2 separate regions of the Homo sapiens genome follow, and region 1 is linked to region 2. The links are chromatin contacts, found by Hi-C or POLR2A ChIA-PET in ENCODE. All regions are on one chromosome and are shown on one strand. Each heading gives the region's core, a stretch centred on a gene start or an enhancer-like site at or near the end of the contact. The rest is flanking DNA. Distances are from core to core; before and after follow the strand shown.

Region 1 (6,116 bases), core at 1,262-3,761, 60 kb before region 2:
CTGGATTTCCTTTTGTGGTGATGAAAATGTTCTAACATTGATTGTAGTAGTGCCTGCATAACTGTGAATGTACTAAAAACAAATTGTACAATTTCAACGGCTGAATTCTTTGGTTATAAATAATAGTTCAAAAAAGCTGTTTAAAAAAATTACTACAGCATAACTTATAATTATCTAAAGATCAGTTAGCATAAGCTTCCCCAAAATACCCTGTTTATTATAAATCCTGAAAATGATGGTAGAATTTATTTGGTACCCCAGTTTCCTAGAATTTCAGGCAGTAAAATCTTTCAGAGCCAGTTAGAAGAAATGAAGAAAAACACCTTTTATCTTTCATTCTAGTTCATCCATACCAGAGGTGAATTTCTTGTTAATTCAGCTGATATCCTCTAAGCTACACAGAAAAGCAAGAGCTTTAGCTCTCTAACTTCAATAATCTTATTTGAAGACATGGTAAAAATTAGAGTTTTCCAAATAGAGAAAAAAAATCACATATGTATATGTATGTAAGAGTGTGTGTGTGTGTGTGTGTGTGTGTGTGTGTGTGTGTGGTGTGTATGCATATATGTATACATACAGTTTTTTAAGATGGGATCTCCCTATGTTGTCCAGGCTGGAGTGCAGTGGCTATTCACAGGCACAATAATAGCACATTGCCACCTCAAACTCTTGGCCTCAAGCAATGCTCCCACCTCGGCCTTCCAAGTAGCTGAAACTACAGGCACAAGCCATTGCACCCAACGAATATTTTACATTTTTTAAAAAAAACTGTATCTGATATTGTGGTTCATTTTATTCTGTAACTTGGAAAAATATCACTTCTGTTTCTAAATGCATTGTAATAACAATGTTTACCTTTCTCTCATCAAAAATTCCTGCTGGTGGGCCAGGTGTGGTGGCTCACACCTGTAATCCCAGCATTTTGGGAGGCTGAGGCAGGTGGATCACTTGAGGTCAGGAGTTCGAGACCAGCCTGTCCAACATGGCAAAACCCCATCTCTACTAAAAATACAAAAATTGGCTGGGTATGGTGGCGTGCACCTGTAGTCCTAGCTACTTGGGAGTCTGAGACACAAGAATCACTTGAACCTGGGAAGCGGAGGTTGCAGTGAGCCAAGACTGCACTCCAGCCAGGGCAACAGAATGAGACACTGTCTTTTAAAAAAAAAAAAGAAGAAGAAGAAAAAGAAAATTCCTGTTGGTAGATATTTCAGATATCTCCTGGGTTTTTGTTGTTGTTATTGCAAATATTACTGCAAGTTAATTAAAGCTGGAATAACCCAGAAAATTTCTTAGAAATGGCAAGATATGAATTAGGACTGAAATAATGATCATGATTTAGAATATAGAAAGTCAAATGGGAAATGTATTTCAGGAAATAGAGATGTATAAGGCAAAAAAAAAAAAGTGAGTATGAGATACAGTTAAAATAGCAAACATCTCCAAAATTAAACTCTATGTGACAAGTAGTGGGAGATGGCATGCCAATTTATCTTCTGCTAGTCCTCTGCTCAAGAAACCAATAAAGCCCAAACTCCTTAAATTAATTTTTGTTAACACAAGGTTACAATTTTTGAAAACCAAGATCATGAATACAATAGTTTAAAAAGATTAATTTGTTGGTACTAGCTGCACAAGTATGGTCAGTTTGTGAAAATTCATCAAGCTGAACACTTATGATTTGTACACTTTTCTGTGTGTATGTTATCGTTCAATAAACAGAAGGACAAAGAGACACAAAGATAGATTTTGATTTGGGAGCTAATAAGACATAAGAAGCCATTATACCAACATAGCTTGAGAAATGAAGATCTAGAATTGACAATGTCAATGCGAATTAAAATGAAAGATTCTTGACCTAGTGAATGGATTTAGTGAACAAAAGAGAGACAATTCAATAAAATTTTTAAGGCTTTAGAAATCAATAATCATGACAGTATCAATAGAAATGAAAGAACAAGAATATGGAACTACTTTGAGTAAACTATAATCGTTTCAGCTGCAAGTTTTACCTTTAGGTAAAATATTAAGGTTAAAAATCCAAATTCAAGAGTCAATTACTTAAAGGTGACAGATGAAACCAACAGACTGAATGTTGACAGAAAAGCAGAGAGTCAAGGATAAAACCCATGAGAACCTGGCAGTCCAAGACTGAAAGGAGGAGAAACCAACCAAAGGATAGAAATTAAGTAAGCAAAAAGATAACAGGGGTCTGGCAGAGTCACAGGCATCAGGAGGGAAAAAAAAAAAAAGATATTAGTGTCGCAGGATCATTAGGGTGTTGCTTTGCCAGCCAGAAACCTCTGTAGCCAGTGGTGCCTCTGCTTGGGTTTCACTTGTGCCCGCTGAACTCATTCCATCCACTCAGCCTGGCAGGCTGCACTCAGCTCACACTACTGGCCTGGATCCCACACATGCCAAGGGTGAGCCAGGAGTGGAGCAGCAAGGGGTGTGTGAGTGAGCAAGCGCGGGATCTGTCCACTGTGTACAGCCAGGCACACCAGCTGCTGCAGGACAGGCAGCTCCAGGCAGGCACCAGCACAGGCGCTGGCTCTGTGCAAGGCTGCAGTTGGACCAGACATACAACACGTAGCTTCAGTAGCATCTGGACAGGGGGAAAACGATGGCACCAGAAAGCTCAGAGATACCAGGAACCACAGAGTCCCAAAAAGGGTGTTACAGCATGTCACAGTCCTGGCTCAGGTAGCCCCAAGCTCTGGAATCCCAGAAGGGCCACAGATCTTCTCTCTTTCTCGTTGCACGCAGCGTAGTGACTGGAGGGCATGTTTCTACTGTGCTCGTGTTACAGCTCTTTTTAGTCCCACCATTCAGTAGGTCCCAAGCACTTGTCCCACATCCAGAAAGAATGAGGTATGCAGACAACTGGAGGATGAGCAAGGCAGAGAGGAGCTTCACTGAGCGACAGAATGGCTCTCAGGAGACTCAAAGTGGGTAGGTCCTTTCTGCAGGCAGGTTGTCCCAATGTGTGCCCAACTCAGAAGGGAGGAGACCTGTAGTGGGCAGCTCCTTTCCACAGGCAGGTTGTCCCAACAAGCATCCAGCTCTCAGCGGAGGAGACCCATAGTGGGTAGCTCCTTTCTGCAAGCAGGTCATCTGGATTAATGTGTGTCTGGCTGAGCCTGGGATTTTTATGTGCTCAGAATCAGGGAACTGCATACTGATTCATCCATGGGCAGCCATGGTGGGCCTAGAAAAAGCCCCATCAAATTTGCCAAACAGTCATCAATGAAGTTCTCACTCTGGGCCACGGACTTCACCTAGAACTGGCAGCCCAGCCCCCAGGCTTCAGGCCATCGCTGGCCTGAGGTAAAGTTTCACCAGGGACCCACCCCTTTCTGCCTAGGAACCTGTCTGCCTTTAACATGCCATCCACGGCACCCAAACTGACTGTCCCAAGAGGCGCCTGCAGGCTGGTGCCAAGCTGCCCTCAGCCCCTGCGGCCCCCCTCCTACGCTTGTCGATACCCAAAGTCCAGAGGGGACGATGGTGGCAAGGGGCTGGCATATCAGCACCACTCTGAGCATGCACATACCTGGCCGGGTTGCAACAGTGCCTGGACTTGGCCACAGCTTTGCTCCACCCTGGAGCAGGCGCCAGAAGCAGGGAGAGGCCAGGGGGTGAGAGCAGGCACTTTCAAGCCTACAGGGGCAGGGGGCTTCCTGGGCCCCAAGCTGCAGCTGGGCAGCTGCAGCTGCACCCAGGAGCACAAAGCTCCCGCCTGTTCCCAGCCCCTGCTGGCTCTGCAGAGTGCACAGCCCCGATGGGTGCAGCCCTGGCCACACCTCCCCAGCCACAGCTGGCGTCTCCACAGCAGCTGCTCCAGATAGGCTGCCACCACCATCATTAGCAATGTCAAAAGTTAGAGGAAGATGTAAAAACTGCAAAAATCTCATCATCAAGCAGTACTTCAAAAGCTCCTACTGACAATAGTGAAAAAAAATAGGGTTTAAGAAAAAACAAAAATTTGGCCGGGCACGGTGGCTCATGCCTGTAATCCCAGCACTTTGGGAGGCTGAGGTGGGCGGATCACGAGGTTAGGAGATCGAGACCATTCTGGCTAACACAGTGAAACCCTGTCTCCACTAAACATACAAAAAATTAGCTGGGCGTGCTAGCAGGCTCCTGTAGCCCCAGCTGCTTGGTAGGCTGAGACAGGAGAATGACTTGAACCCGGGAGGCAGAGCTTGCAGTGAGCCCCCCTCGCATCACTGCACTCCAGCCTGTGTGATGGAGCAAGACTCCGTCTCAAAAAAAGAAAAAACACAAAACAAAAATTTAAACATATCACCAACAAATAAAGGAGTACAACCTTATTCCGTAAGTTTCACAGCATGGTTTCAGTGAGTCCAATACTACCCCAACCAGGCCAGAAGATATTCTGGCAAAGAAAAGTTAACAAAATCCTGAGACTTCACACTGGATACTCCAATATGAAAAGAAGCAGGCAGAGAGTGAATAGACCAAACTAGGGAAAGTCAAGAAAATATCTAAAGAGAAAGTCCCTCTGTACCAGCATAGGGCTTTAGAAAACATAGGGAGGACAGCACTGGCTTACAATTTTCCAGAACTCTATGATGAACTGGTGAATGAAATTTAAGTCCAGGCATAGAGGATGTTTAATGAACTCTTTTAAAAGTGAGTAAATCTCAGGGCCTCCAACAAAGCCAAACTCAGGGTGTTGCTGAGTATCTCTCCACTTGTTTACCTGCACACTCACATGCCACAGAAACTGAAATTAGAAGGAAAACCCAGCTTGTGGTCCAGACAAGATGGCACAGACCATTTTTTCCAGTTAATCCCCACTAAGCACAAATATAAACAAATACTGCAAGAGACAAACGAAGAACTCTGGAAGGTGGAAAGAAGAAGGCAAACTCCTTTGTAACCCTACAACAAGAAGAACAGCACAGAGGCAGGATGACTTACGCCTACCTCACCCAAGTGAAGAAGGCCACACAGACCTGGTTTTTCCCAGCCACAGCCTAGGGGCAGAAGGCAGCCCATGCAGGCTAATTCCTCCCAGAATAGAATAGATGTCCCTCTGACAAATATCAAGGAAGCCAGACACCACCAGCAAGAGAGATTAACTAGGAACCTCAACAAAAACAAACAGCCAGGGGAAACACTCTCCTTCACCATAAGGCCTGAGACTCCCCACTTTTTTTTTTCCAGTTTGTTCGTTTCTTAATTTCTAAAGCTCTGCCATAAACTTCTAGCAGGTGCCCATGTCACCTGCCACACTCACACCAGGTTGTCTGTGTAGCCAGCAAACAAATGACCACCAACAGACCAGGCCAGGGAGGTACACTGGGGTGGTTCTGCCTTGCTGCCAGTACTAATAACTTCTTGCTTCAGTTCATCTACGATGATATTTACCCCTAAGTCCCAGATCTTGATGCTGGGGCCCATGGCAGCACAGAGCCAGTAGCAGTTGGGGCTGAAGCACAGGGTGTTGATAATGCCCCCACCATCTGGCATATAAAGGTGTTTGCCTTCGTTGAGATCCCACAGCATGGCCTGGCCATCCTTGCCTCCAGATGCACAGAGGGATCCATTTGGAGACATAGTCACAGTGTTCAGATAACCTGTGTGGCCAATGTGGTTGGTCTTCAGCTTGCAGTTAGCCAGATTCCATACCTTGACCAGCTTGTCCCAGCTACAGGAGACAGTGATAGGGTTGCTGCTGTTAGGCAAGAAGCGAACACAAGACACCCACTCTGTGACTCTCATACTAGACAGTGTATCTGCATACACCCAGGTGTTGGGAACAGGCCCCCAAATCTGGCCATAAACTGGCCCCAAAACTGGCCATAAAATCTCTGCAGCACTGTGATATGTTCATGATGGCCATGACTCCCATGCTATAAGGCTGTCAGTTTACCGGAATGAGGGCAAGAAACACCTGGCCCACCCAGGGCGAGAAAACCACTTAAGGCATTCCTAAACCACAAACTATAGCAGGAGCGATCTGTGCCTGAGGGACATGTTCCTGCTGCAGATAATTAGCCAGAGCCCATCCCTTTGTTTCAGCCCATCCCTTTGTTTCCCGTAAGGAATACTTTTAGTAAATCTATAATCTACAGAAACAATGCTTA
Region 2 (5,812 bases), core at 1,788-4,287:
TTGATTCCTAGTAGACTCCAAATGCCAAAAAGGTTAAAAATAACAGATTTGAAGAAATCTTTTTGTAAATTCTTTTTAAAATAAACTGACTAGTCACATCCACATGTATCTGTTTTCTGACTCTGGATGTTCATGTACTAGGCTTCAAAACCATGATGAAGCAATAATGACTGTGAAGATTATCTGTGTGAGAAAGACCTACCCAAAACTCTTATAAGCAAGCTTTGATTATAAAGAAGCCAAGGCATTCTTTATAAATCCTTTTCCTTGCAGAGTAAGTCTGAGCTTTTGCTGCCTATTTAATAATGATAATCAATGCCCACATTTAGAAACATCTCTTTAGTCCTTAGTCCATCATCAATGGTATGAAATACACAGAAATTACTTTCCTGATTCATAGATTGCATTTAGTCACTAATAATCTTTTGCTTCATCTCTTCTTCCTCAACTCTGGGGGAATGACTCAAAAGGTCCAAAGGGGTCTATGGGCCAGTGTTTCACTTCCTTCTAAACAAATGCCAGCTGGGCTTCTGCTTCTTCACAGGCTTTTGTCAAAGAATGTATCATATGCACTACTGGTTCCTAATAAAAACGAATATATAGTGAGCACTTATTTTATGCTCAGATATATAACAACTGCTTTTACACACACCATCTCATTTAAGTCTTATAAAAAACCTGTGGGGTTGGCACTGGTATTATCCTTATTTACAGATGTAAAAAATGAGGCAGATAGAGGTCAAATCCATGATTCACAGTCTCACAGCTTTTTAGTGTAGGTATCGTAATTTGAATCCAGGTAATCGAATGCAATGGCCACATTCCTTAACCATTATCTATGCTGCCTTGCCAGCTAGGTCTGTTAATTCAGAAGGAGAAGAGTGATTGTGAACATAAGGATGACCAACATCCATGCAAAATGACAAAACAGTAGAGAAGATCAGATCTTTTAAAGTAAAAAATAACTTGCGTGATAGACAAACCCAAGTTTGAAAACTTGCTCCACAACTTTCCAGCTACATGACCTTGAGGAAATTACTTAACTAAGTCTTAGTAATCTAGTTTTAAAACAAGGGCAATGACAGCACCAAGTTCACAAGGTGGTTGTGAGGATTAAATGGCATAATGCATGTAAAATGTCTATCAAGGTGGCTGGCATTTAATAAACACTGTATAAGTGTTGCTTACTGTTATTACTATTTTCAGTATTTTATTCTTCTTGGGCTTCTCAGCTTCAGACACCCTTTTTCTTTCTGTCTTTGTGGTCCAAGTACAGAGCTGTGTTGAACTAGGGTTGAATCTTACAAGCTCCAGGCAACCAGATCTTCACTTTCTTCCTGCAATTCTATTTGCCACCCACTATATCACTACTGATTTAGTGCCAGATTATAGATTTTCATCCACACATTTTAATTTAGAACCTTCCCTTTTATCTGGTTTTCAAGCATATTGTGTTAAAATTCCCAAATGATACCTTCAGAGTTTGCTACAAAGTCCTTATGATAGCTTTTAGAAAACTTAGTTGTTCTTAGGGGAACAATCATTGCTTTCCATTTCGTTACTGAATAGAAAATCTAGAAGAACAATATCAACTTTCAAATGAAATTATATGCCTGGAAGGGGAGTATAGATACAAAAAAAGGAGAGCACCTCATTATCACTCTTTCAAGCTGCTGGAGTGAAACTTGAGTCATTGCAAATTCCAACATCAAAAACTCTCTTGGATATACTAAAGAACATCATTATGCACATAGCGATAAAATGAGGACGTTATTAGAGGGAGCCACTACGAATAAAAGATTGCGAAATCAGATTTCTAAAATGAATAATACAATAAGCTCGTTAATAAGTATTGCGAAATAGCTCTAAAATTTCCAGCTGAAAGTGAATTCCTTGGGGTTTTTCACCAGCCAGGGGCATCAACTTTTTTTTTTTTCTTCTTAAATTACCCATACCTCTTTGCTGGCCCATGCGAGAATTTTCTATCTATAACTGTCTAAACACAAAGCAACATTTGATTTCGGTATTCATATTTATCAGAGTACTCTTCAAAATAAGTGAAATTAGGCTTCTTTTTAAGCTGGGGAACCTGCAAACGGCTTTTGAATGAAGAATAAGCATATGAAGAAGTCATGCTTCACCATTTTGCTGTAATCTTCTAAACTGCCTTCATGACGTAGAAACTTCTAATTGCAGAACATTTAAGAATTATTGCATGTCACCTCAATAAACCTAATCATTGAAGTTTCTTTTTTAGCTGATAGTAGTACATTTGGAAATACACATACCCGTCAGTTCATTTTCTCTGGCCATTTCCGTTTACCTCATACAGGCGTTTCAAGTGCGATCTGTCGCAGTCACATTCAGAGATTTTGGCCCTAAGAACTGCTCATGTTTAATGTTTGTAGTTCCAACGGTTTAACTTTTTTTCTCTCTCTCTTTTTTTTTTGGTGTGTAATTATAAATGTCTGAATTAATTAGTTGAGTAGGCTACAGGGTAGATAATAGAGCTAGTGTTAGATCCTTTTTAAAGGTTTTTAGGTCTCTATGAAGGGGGGGCGGGGAAAGGCAGGCGGGGAGTCCCCACACCCCACACTCTGCCCAAAGGTTAGGAAATTGCGGTCAGGGGTTCCTTGCCTTGGCTTCCACCACCTGAAGGCGTCTACAGCAATAATTAGAATCGAAACCAAGGAAACAAGAAATAGCTGAAAATAAAACACGAACTAAGAAATGGTAGTTTATTTTCTTTTTGCCATGCAGCAAAGGAGGGTCGAATGTAAAGCTGATACAGTTGCTGGCTGAGCTTTTCCCGCGGCAGCCAGTGCGTGCTTCCTCCACTTCTTCGAGACTTCTCCGTGCTCCTGCCCCACCTCCCAGGCTGAAGATTCATGCAGGCCCTGCGCTTAGCCCAGACTCTGGCCAGGCCCGGCCCAGCCCGAAGGTGGGCGGCTCCCGGCGCAGGGCGGCCCAGCCCCAACCACTGAGAGGAGGACCCTCCGGCGTCCTAGAGTGGCCGCAGGCCGCGGCGTCGGGTTGGAAAACCAGGAGAGCATGGAGCTTTTTCGCTGGTCCGGCGCGGTCTCTTGCGTTCCTGTGGCGGGCACCTGACTCCCCATGCCCGAGTACTGTCCTCAGGCGGAACGGCGTCTGCAGCGAGGAGCGGGGTTCCAGCAGGCTCGGCTGACGCGGTCCCTGGCATTTCCCGTGCTGGCCCTGGGTCGCCCTCGATGCTGCTTCCCGCTGGGAGCCTCCTTCTGACGGCGGAAAGGAGCTTCACCTGGGGCGGCCGGCGGGGAACGGAGAAGAATCCACCGGGGAAGTGGACGGGGCTGGCTCCCGGGCCTGGCGCTGCGGCTCTCGGGCCGTCAGACCTCCCGCGGGTTGCGTCACTTTCCTCGGTTTTCTAGACAGCAGTTGTGGGGTTGAATCCTTGCCGTGGTTTTGTAAGAATTAAATGAGATAATGAACGCGAACACCAATCATTGCTCTTTGTTGGGTGCTTCCTGTGGGCCTGGCAATATTAACAACACGAGCTCATTCATGCATTCATTTGCTACTCAGTGACTTTCCTGTCAATACTGCAAGGTGCTGGAGATGAGCCCCCACTCTTTGGTCAGTAAAACTGCCAAGATCACCGACCTTGTGAAGACATTTGAGGATGAGAGGTTGGTTGGAGCCTGGACGTGGAGACAGACTCTAAATAGTTAACTACAAGACACATGTAATTACAACTTTGAGAGCTTATAGCGGGAGGCCCTTTTGGGAAGGGGGTGGAGATGGAGAAGAGGAAGAAAGAAAGGGCTTCCCTGAGGAAGTAATATTGCAGCTGTGACCTGACAGATGAGGCCGAACCAGCTAGACTCGTGTTTCAGGCCTCGGGAATAGCATAAGGACTCCAGCTGGCTCCTTCCGGGTTGAGTCCTTATGCTGAAATTGGTATTTGGCACACACCAGTAGTAGAACGCCACTCAATGCCTTATTCTCTTCCCCTTCTCTCAGCTCTGTCCCCTCCACATAGTAGGACAATGAAACTGGTAACTATTTTTGGTCCGAATAGTCCTTCCATTATTATCTGTTATAGTCCACCATGCAGGTTCTTCCTAACTCCTTTTGATCAAAATAGATATTTTTGAAAATGTGAAGAAAGCAGTATCGTATCTTGTATGGTTTCTCATTGCCTTCTAAGTCAGATATAAACAACGAACTTGCTTGAAATGTTCTCTATCAGACCAAGGACCCATATTTAATTCCAACTTACACTCTGCTACACCCTTTCGCTAAATTCTTTAGTTGATGTTAACTGCATTTGGAACCCTGTATTCAGCGTTGAATTGCACATTCTGAAGCAATTGTGTTCTTACTCAGCACGCTCATTTCTGTATCCCAAGTATCTCCCTGCCTCCAGAACATGTTTACTCTTTAACCACTTCCTGATAATACAGTAGGCTACCATTACTCTAAATAGTTGCAGTTATTGAATATAGGCACATTTTTAAATTATAAGAATCCTATCCCAATCCAAGGTACAATTTGCTGATCGCATACTGATTCATTTTCCTCCCACTCTGGGTCCTTTCATCTGCTGTTCTCCCAGTCCAGATGCCAGCCAGGCATTTGAGAACCATCTGATGGTAACAGGATGGAGGCTGACTCAACTTCACTCCACCACCTGCCTTCCTGCCTTCAGGGAGATTTTGTACATAGCTTATCCTTTAAGTTCTTCTGCTTGTTACTGCTCACAGCACTGTGATTCTACTTTAGGCACCTTCTGTACATTCATATTCATTACTTTTTTTCTCCTCTTTCCTGTTTATGGTTAGAAAGGTGCTTCACCAATCTATTTTAGAACCAAAGAAGAGATCAAATTATAATAACATGAGCATAGTATTATGCTATAGGATACTAGTAAGAAACTCAGTTCCTCCTCTTTGTTCCCATAATATTTTGTGAATATGTCTATGATAGTATTTAATACATTGCATTATGACTTGTTGTTTGTGTCATTCTCCACTTATTAATTAGACTTCTTTGAGGATAGAGATTGAGTTTTTAAATTTGTTTCTTCATTTGTTCTTTTACTTAGCTCAATGCCTGGCAAAAAAACAAATCATTGTTAAATCAGTTTTTAGGTGAAATAGGGATAAGTGGGAGGCTAACTTATCCAGTCTTTGAAAATGCCTAGCGATCCCCTTCAGAATCCTCACACATCATCATCAATCTTCTTACCCTGTAAATAAATATACTTTTCTCACACATTAAAGATATTTGTAAAATAAATTTATTCAGTTTTTTTTTCTATTGCAGTGATATGTGTGTGTATATATGTATATAGTTGTATTTAAACTAAACAGGAGAAAAGGAGCAAGCCTGTGAAGTATTATTTCCGCATTTACCAGCAAGACAATTATCTCAGAAGATTAAAATGTGAGAGATACAACTAGTGTTCAAACCCTGCTCTTTCTGATGCCACAGTCAATGTTCTTTCTTTGGTAGAAACCAAACTGTATTTTTCTTATTGTTCAAGTAATGTAATTAACTATGGAAAAATAAGAAATTACAGATTAACAAAATAAAGCAAAAGTAAGTAAAATTCATCCATGATTTCATCATTCTGAGCTAATAATTGTTAACATTTTTGTGAATACATATACATACACACACATTACATATGCACAGTTGTTTGGGGTTTTTTACAAAAAGGGAATCACACTAATTTTAATCTTTTATAATCTACTTTTTTGCTTAACAATATGTGATAACTCCTTGATTCATTTATTCATTTATTCTAAGGTTTTTCATCCTGGGCACTGTT

The links. A loop is a pair of places that touch in the nucleus more often than their neighbours do. ChIA-PET counts read pairs that join two places held with the same protein, here RNA polymerase II (POLR2A). Pooled maps may share reads with other maps.
Region 1: a pooled map shows a loop between it and region 2 (2.3-fold over the local background). The contact joins the enhancer-like site here to the promoter of LINC01023 in region 2. A Hi-C loop is called at or near these places in 1 of 168 maps with a recorded cell type or tissue (CD8-positive, alpha-beta T cell) and 2 of 50 pooled maps. POLR2A ChIA-PET finds 5 or more read pairs at or near these places in 7 of 52 experiments (GM12878, HEK293T, MCF 10A and 4 more).

What each region holds. Positions count from the first base shown.
Region 1 is chr5:108,784,671-108,790,786 of GRCh38, reverse strand. The region is part of intron 2 of FER (FER tyrosine kinase); the gene reads right to left. It also overlaps the pseudogene RACK1P1. Among named protein-coding and RNA genes, the nearest start is that of FER, 40 kb to the right of the region's middle. Within about 2 kb of position 2,511, at least 2 of the 41 ENCODE cell types and tissues checked have a DNase peak (open chromatin) inside an H3K27ac peak, as active enhancers do.
Region 2 is chr5:108,725,486-108,731,297 of GRCh38, reverse strand. LINC01023 (long intergenic non-protein coding RNA 1023) reads left to right here and starts at 3,037. Exons shown (of 1, transcript NR_046368.1): 1 at 3,037-3,473. RefSeq lists enhancers at 3,074-3,373, 3,213-3,794.